2 separate regions of the Homo sapiens genome follow, and region 1 is linked to region 2. A link is a loop called in an ENCODE intact Hi-C map of the cell type or tissue named here. Cell type or tissue: gastrocnemius medialis. All regions are shown on one strand.

The links. Hi-C counts contacts between places; a loop is a spot of excess contacts. Peaks named below come from ENCODE experiments on the same cell type or tissue, not always from the same donor. Only the 100,000 strongest peaks of a DNase experiment are listed, where the experiment ranks them.
Region 1: it touches region 2 in a loop (3.0-fold over the local background); 8 of 110 quality-filtered maps call a loop at or near these places.

The regions. Positions count from the first base shown.
Region 1 is chr11:66,833,293-66,835,792 of GRCh38, reverse strand. The region is part of intron 12 of TOP6BL (TOP6B like initiator of meiotic double strand breaks); the gene reads right to left. Among named protein-coding and RNA genes, the nearest start is that of RCE1, 8.9 kb to the left of the region's middle. In gastrocnemius medialis, a CTCF peak has its summit at 1,345; no DNase peak of the experiment used is centred here.
Region 2 is chr11:66,591,523-66,594,022 of GRCh38, reverse strand. It overlaps CCDC87 (coiled-coil domain containing 87), which reads left to right and starts at 960. Exons shown (of 1, transcript NM_018219.3): 1 at 960-2,500. The coding sequence starts at 1,008. It overlaps CCS (copper chaperone for superoxide dismutase), which reads right to left and starts at 838. Exons shown (of 8, transcript NM_005125.2): 1 at 723-838; 2 at 309-381. The coding sequence starts at 761. RefSeq lists enhancers at 974-1,063, 1,094-1,203, 1,374-1,433, 996-1,584, 1,585-2,174. In gastrocnemius medialis, a CTCF peak has its summit at 1,162 (motif pointing left); a DNase peak (open chromatin) is centred at 902; H3K4me3 peaks cover 1,548 bases; H3K27ac peaks cover 1,425 bases.

The DNA of each region.
Region 1 (2,500 bases), 240 kb before region 2:
AAATGTGGTATATCAATACAATGGATTATTATTCAGCCATAAAGAATGGATGAAATTGTTATATGGTACAACATAGATGAGCCTTAGAAACATGCTAAATGAAAGAAGGCACATAAAGGCCCATGTTGTATGGTCCCATCTATATGAAGTGTCCAGAATAGGCAAATCCACAGAGATGGGAAGCATACTAGTGGTTGCCAGGGGTTGAAGGGAGAGGGGAACTGGGACTCACTGCGAATAGGTACTGCTAATGGCATGATGGAGATGTTCTGTAATTTTAGTGGCGATGGCTGCACAGCACAGTGAATATACTTAAAATCAATGAGTTTTATTCTTTAAAGTGGTAAATTTTATGGTATATGAATTATCTCCATGAGAGATCTATCATATATTGTTTACTAAAACAAGTTTTAGTTCCCAAGTAATTATATTCCAAGGAACATAGGAGGGGCAAAAATAATTCTAAAGACATAAAGAAAGAAACAGGATATTTTCTAAATATTTTTATCTTGAGACAGAACTTGGTTTTTTTTTTGGCTTTAGCTTGGAAAATCTCGTGTCATAGATAAATCTTTCTCCTATCTTGAAATTGGTCTTATCAAGGAACTACCCGCATTGAGATATGAAGCTCTGGGCCTCTCTGGTAGCCTTGCACACCCTTCATTCATCACCTGGTCCCCCAGATAAGACAGCCCTGACCTCAGAATACACCTTGGATTTAACATTCTATGGGACATTTATTTCTAGTCTACCCCCTCCCCCGACCCGCCGGAAACAATGCCTTTCCTTAGAAAATTGCCTCCTTGATACTACTCCTGCTCATTCTGGGTTTAAGTTCTCAGTCCCTACATATATCTATGACACTAAACCCTGGAGTACTATCTTGTTCACTCCTTCCTGGCCCACTGTCTCTGTTCAAACATTCAGGCTTAAAATATCCACTCCTCGCCAGGTGCAGTGATGCACGCCTGTAGTTCCAGTTACTCAGGAGGCTGACACAGGAGGATCACTTAAGCCCAGGAGTTCGAGGCTGTAGTGCACCATGATCACACCTATGAATAGTCACTGCACTCCAGCCCGGGCAACATAGCGGGAACCTGTTTCTAAAAAAATAAAAACAAAAATAATACCTTCTCCATTCCTGCATGACCTTTCCCTGAATATGTTCACTCTGAATACACACTCCCTCATTTTTTCAGTTTCTCAATAAAGCATATAATAGATGGTTTTCTTCCCTGTTACTCAAGAGGTCAGCTATTCTACCTTTCCTGTTTAGAAATGGAAACAGAATGGCCCAGAGGTCAAAGAATTTGACCTATCATCCTTAGTCTTGTAGTTCTAGCTGAAGCCACTGGGTGCCACTCTTGTACCACTAACAAGTTATTTATCACTAAATGGCCATTACCAGAGGATGTTGAGTGGAGAATCATGGGTTCTACTCAATGACCTGGATCACTCATCTGCCCTGGGCTTGCAACCTAGTCCTCTGTGTTAACAATATTACCAGGTTTCAGAGCCGGGAGCTCTCGGTACAAATTCTAGCCTTGCTATTTACTGACTGTGATTCTGGGCAAATTATGAAAGTTCTGTAATCAGTTTCCTCATCTGTAAAATGGGAAAACTATGACCTAATTTATAACATCTTTGCAGAGATTAAAGTGAAAATCTCGGCACAGATTAGGGATTCAGTAAGTGTTCCTTCTTTCCAAGACCTATGACTACTGGTAAGACCTTGAGTTCACTAGCCATATGCCAAATTAATTGGGCTATGAATGGCCCTGAGGCTATGAGCCATGACTATAGCAAAAGAACAGGGTAAAAGAGGTCAGATCTTTTTTTTTTTTTGAGACAGAGTCTTGCTGTGTCACCCAGGCTGGAGTGCAGTGGCATGATCTTGGCTCACTGCAACCTCCGCCCCCTAGATTCAAGCGATTCTCATGTCTCACCCTCCTGAGTAGCTGGGACTACAAGGGTGTGCCAACAGGCCTGGCTAATTTTTTTATTTTTAGTAGAGACGGAATTTTGCCATGTTTGCCAGGCAGGTTTCAAACTCCTGACCTCAAGTGATCCACCTGCCTTGCCCTCCCAAAGTGCTGAGATTACAGGAGTGAGCCACCGCACCTGGCCCAGATTATCTTTTTTAGGTCTTACTGGGATACCACAGAGGCCCAAGTAAAAGTACTTCAGAGGCTGAAGCACTCCTAGATCCTGAGGAGTCCCTCTGCGCTTATATCCTGGGTCCTATGATAACAGCACATGCCTTACCCTGAACCTGTCCCTAGAAAGCTGAAGATGTGGATGGCTGTAGTGAACTGCATTCTCCCCCACCCCAAATATGTCCAAATCCTAACCCCCAGAATTTGTGAATGTGAGCTTATTTGAGAAAAGTCTTTGCACATGTAATTCCAGATCGCAAGACAGGATTAGCCTGGATTTAGGGTGGGCCCTAAATCCCTAATTACCTGCCTGTAATCCCAGCACTTTGGGAGGCCAAAGCAGC
Region 2 (2,500 bases):
AGATTATGTTGTTTCCCAAGCAAAAACTGCCTGTTTTCCCAGGAACTCCCTCAGCCTAGCTCCTCAGTCTCTGGGGCACCTGAGGTTCAGGACAACAAGACAGGCAGTTAGAATCTGTCAGGGCAAGCTGGACAGCTGTACTCTAGGCTCTGCCTCCAGGTCTGTGTGTAACTCTGAGAACATGCCTTTCACTCTCTGGGGTTCACTTTCTGCATCTGTAAAATGGGAGTAGGGTTCGCCTAATAGATTCGCCTGGTCCCTCCCAGAGGCTTCTGGACTGTCTGCAGAAAAGTTTACCCTGTTCTTACCTGCCACCCCTTGCAGGGATTTGCGCACCGCGTCCACACAGCTCTGACAGGTCATCTGCACCGCGAACTCCAACTGCAAGGGCGGCAGGGACCAACCGATGATCGCTGGGGAAGTGCCTTGGTATGACTTTGTTTCACCACCTACCCTATGACCACCGCAAGGGTCTGGGAACAAGCCCCACTTAACCCCTCTTCAAGCACCTTCTTCATGATCTCTCATGACCATTCCAGGACCATGGGAGTCACCCCCCAACACTCACGCAGGGCCCCTGCTACCCTCGCACCCTAGTTTCATCCCATGGCCCCAGGCCCCAACCCAAGTGCCCACTCCTTCTCCTCTTCCCAAGGTAACGATCATCCCAGGGGCCGAGGCTCTCTGCCCGGCGAGGCTCCACACGAAGCCTCGACCCTCACCGTGCAGAGGGTCCCCTGGTTCCCCGAATCCGAAGCCATTCTGGACCCAGTCACCACCCCGAGACGCAGAACTCCTCCGGCGCAGGAGCACCAACCAGCGCGGCGTCGCGGGGACTGAGCCTCTAAAGCCACCCTTAACTCCTCCTCCTAGTGCGTGCGCACGCAAGGCCCTGCTTCGTCAGCCACCGGGTGGCGGCCGCGCAGGCGCACTCGGGCCGTCGGGCTCCTGGTTGCCTTAGTAACCCCTCGGCTTTCTGTTCCTGGACGGTGGCGGCCGCCGGCTCTATGATGGAGCCCCCGAAGCCCGAGCCTGAGCTCCAGCGGTTTTACCACCGGCTGCTGCGTCCGCTGTCGCTCTTCCCCACTAGGACGACGTCCCCAGAGCCTCAGAAGCGCCCCCCGCAGGAGGGCCGGATTCTGCAGTCCTTCCCTCTGGCGAAGCTGACGGTGGCGTCGCTGTGCAGCCAGGTGGCCAAGCTGCTGGCCGGCAGCGGGATAGCAGCGGGAGTGCCTCCTGAGGCCCGACTACGTCTCATCAAGGTCATCCTGGACGAGCTGAAGTGCAGCTGGCGGGAGCCGCCCGCCGAACTTAGTCTGAGCCACAAAAACAACCAGAAGCTGCGGAAGCGGCTCGAGGCCTACGTGCTGCTGAGCAGCGAGCAGCTCTTCTTGCGCTACCTGCACCTGCTGGTGACCATGTCGACTCCCAGGGGGGTCTTCACTGAATCAGCCACCCTCACCCGGTTGGCCGCCAGCCTCGCCAGGGACTGCACACTCTTCCTTACTAGTCCCAACGTCTACCGTGGCCTGCTTGCCGACTTCCAGGCCCTGCTGAGGGCAGAGCAGGCCTCTGGGGATGTGGACAAGCTGCACCCTGTCTGCCCCGCTGGGACGTTCAAGCTGTGCCCTATCCCCTGGCCTCACAGCACTGGCTTCGCCCAAGTGCAGTGCTCTAACCTCAACCTGAACTACCTCATCCAACTCAGCCGTCCACCAGAGTTTCTCAATGAGCCAGGAAGGATGGATCCAGTGAAGGAATTGAAGTCCATCCCTCGGTTGAAGAGGAAAAAGCCTTTCCACTGGCTGCCCTCCATAGGAAAGAAGAGAGAAATCGACATCAGTTCCTCACAGATGGTGTCGCTGCCCAGCTATCCTGTGGCCCCCACCAGCAGGGCTTCCCCCTCGCCTTTCTGCCCTGAGCTCCGGAGAGGCCAATCCATGCCCTCCCTGCGTGAGGGCTGGAGGCTGGCAGATGAGTTGGGCCTTCCTCCACTCCCATCTCGCCCCTTAACCCCGCTGGTCTTGGCTACAGAGAGCAAACCAGAGCTGACTGGGCTCATCGTGGCTGAGGATCTGAAGCAGTTGATAAAGAAGATGAAGTTGGAGGGGACTCGCTACCCACCACTGGACTCAGGCCTGCCTCCTCTCCTGGGGGTTGTGACCCGTCACCCAGCTGCAGGGCATCGCCTGGAGGAGCTGGAGAAGATGTTGAGGAACCTCCAGGAGGAAGAAGCCTCTGGGCAGTGGGACCCCCAGCCCCCCAAATCCTTTCCACTTCACCCACAGCCAGTGACCATTACTTTGAAGCTTAGAAATGAGGTCGTGGTCCAGGCGGCTGCCGTACGGGTCTCTGATAGAAACTTCTTAGACTCTTTCCACATTGAGGGGGCCGGAGCCCTGTATAACCATCTGGCTGGTGAACTGGATCCCAAAGCCATTGAAAAAATGGATATTGATAACTTTGTTGGCAGTACTACCAGGGAGGTCTACAAGGAGTT